Linked DNA regions of Homo sapiens: region 2 is linked to region 1. A link is a contact called in ENCODE Hi-C data. All regions are on one chromosome and are shown on one strand. Each heading gives the region's core, a stretch centred on a gene start or an enhancer-like site at or near the end of the contact. The rest is flanking DNA. Distances are from core to core; before and after follow the strand shown. Region 1 holds the start of RPGRIP1 (RPGR interacting protein 1). Region 2 overlaps TRD-AS1 (TRD antisense RNA 1).

Region 1 (4,321 bases), core at 315-2,814:
TATGCTCTCGCCTCACTGCAACCTCTGCCTCCAGGGTTCAAGCAATTCTCATGTCTCAGCCCCCCAGGCAGCTGCAATTACAGGCGCAAGCCGCCACGCCCAGCTAATTTTTCTATTCTTAGTAGAGACAGGGTTTTGCCATGTTGGCCAGACTGGTCTTGAACTCCTGATCTCAAGTGATCCACCCGCCTCAGCCTCCCAAAATGCTGAGATTACAGGTGTGAGCCAACACGCCTGGGCCAAGAGTAGATTTTTAAGTGTTCTCATCAAACACAAAAAATTGATGAGCATATGAGGTAATACATATTTTAATTAGCCCAAGATTGGGCAGGTGTGGTGGCTCACGCCCGTAATCCCAGCACTTTGGGAGGCCAAGGCGGGCAGATCACAAGATCAAGAGATCAAGACCATCCTGGCCGTGGCCAACATGGTAAAACCCTGTCTCTACTAAAAATGCAAAAATTAGCTGGGCATGGTGGTGCGCACCTGTAGTCCCAGCTACTCGGGAGGTTGAGGCAGGAGAATTGTTTGAACCCAGGAGGCAGAGGTTGCAGTGAGCCGAGATTGAGCCACTGCACTCCAGCCTCACGAGAGAGAGAGATTCTGTCTCAAAAAAAAAAAAAAGAAAAGCCCAAGGTAGCCATTTTCCACTCTCTCTATATATATATTTCAAAGCAACAAATTTTACACAATAAATATATACAATTTCAAATTGTCAATTAAAAATTAATTAATTTGAAAAGGAGTTTTATTCATTCTGCAGATAGTGGATACATTTCTGAGCAAAAGAGCAATATAATTAGAGCTATGGAAGAGCATTAGGAAGATTCATCTACTATTAGTGATTTGGAAATTGGGGAGAGAACAGTGTTAAGAGGATATTGCTATAGTTCAGGCAAGAAGTCTTGAACTAGGGAAGGAGGGGGGTGGGGGATGGAAGAATAGGATGGATCATGAAGACACTGAGGAAGGAGAATCAAAAGATGTGACAACTGGTTGGACGTGAGATAGAGTTAAGAGGGTGACAGGATTAAAGATGACTTGGTAATGTTGTGCTGGATGCCTGGGAGACTGGTGGTACAATAGAAAATGAATAAACCAGGCCAGGCGCGGTGGCTCATGCCAGTAATCCCAGCACTTTGGGAGGCCGAGGCGGGTGAATCACCTGAGGTCAGGAGTTCAAGACCAGCCTGGCAAACATGGTGAAACCCCGTCTCTACTAAAAACACAAAAATTAGCCGGGCAATGGTGGCGCATGCCTGTAGTCCCCAGCTACTTGGGAGGCTGAGGCAGGAGAATCGCTTGAACCTGGGAGGCAGAGGTTGCAGTGAGCAGAGATAGTGCCGGTGCACTCCAGCCTGGGCGACAGAGTAAGACTCTGTCTCAAAAAAAAAAAAAAAAAAAAGAATAAACTTATTTCATTCTTCTCAAAAACACCCCTAGGGAAGACATAGGAAACTATAAATATGCATCAGATAGAAACTTACAGTTCTTGCTTGCTCCAGATAGCTGTCGCTAATTCTTTTCTCTCAATGTTCTGGTGTCCTTTAGTACTCTAGGTTCCAATAAGCTTGTCCTTCTGGCTTGTTAAAAGAGGAGCTAATCCAGTTCTGTTTAGCTTTTAAGATGTTAACTCTTTGTAGATCAGAGTGTGTGAAGGCTGTGCTTTTTCTCTATGCATGTTTGACTTGGAGAAAGAGCAGCTTAAAGGGTCCTTAACAGATCCACTTCTCAACTAAAACTAAAGCTGAGAACACATTTGCGGGATTTGAGATTAAAAGAAATTTGTTGGTATTCAGAGGATGATCTTTAAATCTTTTATTTATTTATTTATTTATTTTGAGACAGAGTTTCACTCTTGTTGCCCAGGCTGGAGTGCAATGGCGCGATCTCGGCTCACCGCAACCTCTGCCTCCCAGGTTCAAGCAATTCTCCTGCCTCAGCCTCCCGAGTAGCTGGGATTACAGGCATGCACCACCACAGCCAGCTCACTTTGTATTTTTAGTAGAGATGGAGTTTCTCAATGTTGAGGCTGGTCTCGAACTCCTGACCTCAGGTGATCTGCCCGCCTTGGCCTCCCAAAGTGCTGGGATTACAGGCTTGAGCCACCGCGCCCGGCCGATATTCTTTAAATCTTTATCTGAAGGGCAACAACAGTGGGAGTTGTTCTGAAGCCCTGAGATCCCTTTGAAGAGAACAAACACTGCACCGTTGGTGGGATCAACATGCCTATTCAGTCCACATGTGCCAGTGCTTTCGAGTAAGAGAATGTATATCTTCCATTTCACCGTGACCACCGTTTTGAAACCAAACTTTGGGATGTAATTATGAAGCAATAGGATTTGATATAAGAAAATTAAATGTTCTTAAAAATTCTGCAAGGCTGGTCACTGCATTCATATTATATATTAAGTGGAATACGGTCTCAATTGTTACATAAAATCCTCTTTATTTATTTATTTATTTTGAGATGCAGTTTCGCTCTTGTTACCTAGGCAGGAGTGCAATGGTGCGATCTCGGCTCACTGCAACCTCTGCCTCCCGGGTTCAAGCAATTCTCCTGCCTCAGCCTCCTGAGTAGCTGGGATTACAGGCATGCGCCACCACGCCCAGCTAATTTTGTATTTTTACTAGAGACAAGGTTTCTCCATGTTGGTCAGGCTGGTCTCGAACTCCCGACCTCAGGTGATCCACCTACCTTGGCCTCCCAAAGTGCTGGGATTACAGGCCTGAGCCACCACGACTGGCCTAAATCCTCTCTTTAATGCACTGAATGGGTGCATTGAGAAAGCTCCATTCTGGTTATTGGCATGAGGTTCGGGGATTTCCAGGAGGATGAACACATAGTTAATGGGCCCCATGTGACTTCCTCTAAATCCCATGAAATAATAAAATAAAATAAAATAAAATAAAGCTAGGGAGACAATTAGGAAGTAGAGAAAGTATCCAGGACACATACATTTCCCAGTGAAGAGAGGAAAATTCAATATAATATTTTACCAGGTTTAAATGACAGATTTATAAAATTTAAAAGCTGGGCTTTTATGCACTTAAGGTTGCTTCTTGCCCAAGCTATTTCTTGATAAATCTGGGATTTTCTGTCCTTTTTTAAGATGCTCTAGCCAGAGACAGTGCAGGACAAAATTAATTTTGAAGTAAGCCAAGTTTGTGTTTGATAATCGTGTTCTCTTTTCTGAACCTCTGACTTTTGTTAATTTTTTTTTTTTTTTTTTTTTGAGACGGAGTTTTGCTCTTGTTGCCCAGGCTGGTGTGCAATGGCACAATCTTGGCTCACTGCAACCTCTGCCTCCCGGGTTCAAGAGATTCTCCTGCCTCAGTCTCCCTAGTGGCTGGGATTACAGGCACCCGCCACCACACCCAGCTAATTTTTTGTATTTTTAGTAGAGATGAGGTTTCACTATGTTGGCCTGGCTGGTCTTGACCTCCTGACCTCAGGTGATTCACCCGCCTTAGCCTCCCACAGTGCTGGTATTACAGGCGTGAGCCACCATTCCCGGCTGACTTTTGTTAATTTTTAAAACATCTCCTACCTCTTTCAGGCAACCAGTTTCCCTTAACATTCTCATTACATCTTGGAGTGAATTTACGTGATACTTTTTCCACTAGGCTTAATGTACTTCTCAATGTAGACAGTAAGACTTTGTTCTGTGTTAAAGAAATTTCAGGCCGGGCACGGTGGCTCACACCTGCAATCCCAGCACTTTGGGAGGCTGAGGTGGGTGGATCACCTGAGGTCAAGAATTCGAGACCAGCCTGACCAACATGGTGAAATCCCATCTCTACTAAAAATACAAACATTAGCTGGGCGTGGTGGCAGGCACCTGTAATCCCAGCTACTCACCAGGCTGAGGCAGTGAGAATCACTTGAACCCCAGAGGCGGAGGTTGCAGTGAGCCGAGACTGCACCATTGCACTCCAGCCTGGGCAACAAGAGCAAAACTCCATCTCAAAAAAAAACAAAAAGAAATTTCAGTCATTGGCCAGGCTTGGTGGCTCACACCTGTAATCCCAGAACTTTGGGAGGCCGAAGTGGGTGGATCACCTAAGGTCAGGAGTTTGAAACCAGCCTGGCCAACATGGTGAAACCCTGTCTCTACTAAAGATACAAAAACAATTAGCTGCGCGTGGTTGTGAGTGCCTGTAATCCCAGCTACTCTGGAGGCTGAAGCAGGAGAATCACTTGAACCGGGGAGGCGGAGGTTGCAGTGAGCCGAGATTGCGCCACTGCACTCCAGCCTGGGCGACAGAGCAGAACTCTGTCTCAAAAAAAAAAAAAAAAAACAGAAATTTCAGGTCAGGT
Region 2 (4,124 bases), core at 398-2,897, 1.1 Mb before region 1:
AGTGGCTCCACAGTCCTCAGGTTTCTCTATGATTGGCTTTTTGGAGAAGCCAGAAAAGAAAAACCAAGAACCCCACTGAGGTGAACACATGATTGATTTCAGCTCCACAACTGAGTGAGACAGTTTTTGGGAGGCACATCAACCTGCAGGTATAGATGAGGCTGCAGGTTCTTTTCCGGGGCTGCTAGAGTGGAGTCATCTGGGGACCAGTGAGAGAAATGCATCACTCACTTTGTATTCTTATCCCTGTGGTTGGGGAAGAAACACTCACCAGTCCACAGAATGTGGTCACGTGACTAGGGAGAGACTCAAGGCAAAGGGCTCAAAATGCCATGCCCCATTTTCCGTTTGTCAATAATCAGTGCTGTCATCTTCCTGTTCATGTTGTAAGTTTTGATCTTTTCAGGACTGCTTCCTTGCCAAACCCTCGCGTCCACTCCCCAACACACTTTGTGCTAATTAATGGCATTTCATCGCTTGATTTTGAAAAATGAAAGTGTGAACTACTTGTGAAAGAGCTCTTAGCAAGATAAGAAAGAAAAAATGACTCCTTATCTCCCTAACCTACAGAAAAGCTGGTATGATTATGTCTTAAGAATGTGCATGAAAATGTTATTTCTAACAGAGGGAGTCCAGCAAACATCCACACTCCAAATACTGGGCTCCCTGCCTACACGCAGGCCTTTGCTGAAATGTCACCTTCTTATTGTATCCCTTCTTGACAACCTGATTTAAAATTGTAATTTCTGCAAGCCTGCTGACAACACTCTCTCTCTCCCCGCCTGTTTTACTCCTCTCCATGGCAATTATCTCCATCTGACATATATTTTACTTATTTTATTTTGTGTTTATTTCCACTGAAATATAAGCTCCTGAGATTCTGAGAGCTGTGCTTCCATTGTGTCTAGAAAAGCGTCTGGCACATATGAGGTACTTAATGAATTGTTACTGAGTGAATGCTGCTATATTCTATGAAAGCAACTTTAATTTCCAAAAGACTGTACTTTGGGTTTTTTTTCTTAATAATTTGTTGCCCTAGTAATATATTTAGACTGACATTTCTTTTCTGAAAGTTATAAATACTCATGCAATTTTGTCCTTAAGCCAGAAAGATAATTTAAACTTTCCCTATTCTCCCATATGCATGCAGGTAAAAAGAAAACTTATGACTGTTAGATTTCTTATTTAAACATGGAGTTTGAGAACCTGGCTTTATTTAAATTAATACAAGCAATTGCATGTTGGCTTGACTTCCTTTGCCCTGTCACTGGGTCTTTTTTCTATCAAGTCGAGCATGCTGGGTGGCACACTGTTCCACTGGCTGACTGTTGCCTTGGAGCCTTGCAGCATCCAGGGCACGCCTTCAGAGAATCCCTGCAGTGTTTCATGCACTGGAATGTACGCTGTTACCGCTCATAAACCTATGTGTTTGTGGATGTGTAAATTGCTAAAAAGCCCAAAAAGACCCAGTGGATTCTGTATTCTTGAAGAATACCAAAATCATTTGGTGGCAGTGGTGATAAAGTGAGAGGGAGTTAGGAATCGCCCCTTTGTTTAGGAAACTGTGTTATCGTGGCTTTTCATTGTGAAATAGCATGCCCCAGCCAGTCTGTTTGGAGAGAAGCGTTGCGAAATTCCTTTGTGAAATAAAACAGAAGTGTTTCGCTTTTTCTTTGACAGCCTCAGACTCAGGGCTGGGACCCTTGGGACTCAAAAGAGAGAAAAGGTGGAGAAAAGAGAAAGCTACTATTTTCTTCATTTTGCCCCTGCTAACATCCAATGCACTTAGGAGCCTCGATGTCTGCTCTCCAAGAGTAAGTTATTTGGTGTTCCAGAGTACTCTATAATCAACTCTTCAGAAAATCTTGTTACGGTCAGTAGCATTTTTTTAGTGGGTAGATGAGGCTTGGGGAGAACATCTCAGAAGGCAGAGTCCGCACCAGCCTTGTGCACCACTGTGTCCCTGGCATCCAGCTCAGTGCAGGGTACGTAGCACTCACTCATATGTATTTCATTCCCTCATTCATTTAATACATTTATTGAGTGTCTGTTATGGGCCAAAGTTATTCTAAGTGCTGGAGTTAAAGCAGTGAACAAAACAGACAAAAACTCATCTCTGCCATCAAGGACCTTGTATTCCAGTGGAGAGCCAGACAACAAAATATAAACAAGTAAAATATGTAGCATGCCAAATAGTGATAAATGCTGTGGAGAAAAATTAAGCAGATATGAGAGATGGTATTTACTGAAAGAATGAATAAAGTGCTCTGACAAAAAAAAAAGCTGTATAATCCTATCATTTCAATTAATATTTTAGGGTAATGTGTTGAATTGAAGAGTAGGAAAGGAGCTTTGATTCTGAGTTTGTTCACCTTGTCATTATGGAAAATTTATCATTGAATATGTATTGTTTAAGATACTGCAGTGGACTAAGACCCTAACTAAAGCAGAGACATTTAGTTAGAAATTAATTTCTATTCTTTACACGGTGGCTCCTGCACCTTCATCCACCGCAGTGTTTTCTGGTACCCGTGTGCTCACTTTTGAATGCAGAGAATTGTGGTTGTCAGATCTCAAGCCCCATTGCTGCCTCTGTATAAGTGATAAGTCGATGACAACGGAAGAGACAAACTTGCACACTTTGCTTGACAGCAAAGATATATGTGGGTGGTAAAGTCACCAACTCTATGGACCTGACAGAAACCCAGGGAATTTTTCTAGCTCTCATTATGCCGGCCTTGGACCCCTATGGTTTTCGCTCCAGGCAAGCCCCTGAAAAGGAGAGGAAAAGGCAGTGAATCCATGAGCACCCCGAGGATCTAAGGGAGTCCAACAAGAGACTACCTTTGACAAGCATCAGAAGGAGGGAATATGTGGGCCAGTCTCTCATGTTTCTCATGGTGTACCCTGGGAGAAAAGCTGCTGACCTAGGGGTGGTGCTCAGGAGTGTGAGTGGCAGTGGGCTGGGGAGTAGCTGTCTTCCTTCAGTCAGGGGAGTGAGCCATCTCGGGAGAACAACCTGGAAGCTGAAATTACAATTGGTGTTTTAAAGCAGGGGAGAGGAGGCAGGGGGAAGGAGTTGAAGACCTCCTACTATCCCTTCTTCTGGAAACTGGCCAAGGAGTCAAGAGCAATCTTTGCATGAGCAAAGATGACCAGACTTCACATACCTGTTCCCAGCCATCCTTTACATGAGATGTTGCTATAGGTAAGGTATTTCTTTAGGACATTCCGCAGCTCCCAGCCCAGTATCCCAGCCAGGACAATCAGGCTTCAAGTCAGATCCGGATCCTGGCTCTGCTTCTGTAAGCAAGCTGTCCAGCCTGTCTGAGTCTCAGTATCCTCACTTGCAAAACAGAAAGGATGATAATGACCTCACTGAGTTGTCATAGGATAAGTGAGTCCATACCTGTAAAGTGGCTGCATTTCGTTGGTGCTCAGTAATTTAGTTCACTTTCTTCTCAATTATTCTTCCTTGCAGTTTGCTTTTTCTTATAATAGGTAACATTTATTAAATAGCTACTATAAGCTATGCAATTTATTTACTTTCTATAATTATATATTTTATAACACAGTGAAGGTAGAACTCTTATTATCCCCATTTCACAGATGAAGAGATGCAGATGATTTTAGAAGACAGTGTGAAGCTTGTGTCAGGATCACAAAATCTCAGTTAGAAAACACTTGAGAGGTCATTTGGGACCATTGTTCTGTTGTCCCAGTTTTTTGACAGATGGTCACGGGAGTATCAATTGGAACAGGTTTGGTGGTGAGGGCACAGCCCCTGTTGTCCCTTGGTTCTGACACATCCTGAAGGTGGCTTTCTCTATGGGTCCCCCATCTCCCCAAATTACATGCTGTGTCCTCTGGTGCAGCATCAAGAGTCTGAAATCTGTCACCCTCCCTTACTAGCTATGCTACTTTGGGCAAGTATTTTAGGTTTTCTGTGCCTTGGGGTTCTCATTTGTAAAATGAGGACAAGAATAGAAAGTAAATACTAAGGTTGTTGTGAAGATTAATCATATAACACACGTTAAGTGCTTAGAATGCTGCCTGGCACATAGTAAGCACTCAACAGATATTAGTTATTAATACGGAAGACATACAGTCTTATGGATTTGTCC

Evidence for each region. Hi-C counts contacts between places; a loop is a spot of excess contacts on that map.
Region 2: a loop to region 1 is called in a map of aorta, with 10 times the contacts of the local background. The contact joins the enhancer-like site here to the promoter of RPGRIP1 in region 1. A Hi-C loop is called at or near these places in 1 of 168 maps with a recorded cell type or tissue (aorta).

Annotation. Positions count from the first base shown.
Region 1 is chr14:21,277,326-21,281,646 of GRCh38, reverse strand. It overlaps RPGRIP1 (RPGR interacting protein 1), which reads right to left and starts at 1,564. Exons shown (of 25, transcript NM_020366.4): 1 at 1,488-1,564.
Region 2 is chr14:22,425,379-22,429,502 of GRCh38, reverse strand. The region is part of intron 2 of TRD-AS1 (TRD antisense RNA 1); the gene reads left to right. It also overlaps TRA and TRD. Among named protein-coding and RNA genes, the nearest start is that of TRD-AS1, 56 kb to the left of the region's middle. Within about 2 kb of position 1,647, at least 8 of the 41 ENCODE cell types and tissues checked have a DNase peak (open chromatin) inside an H3K27ac peak, as active enhancers do.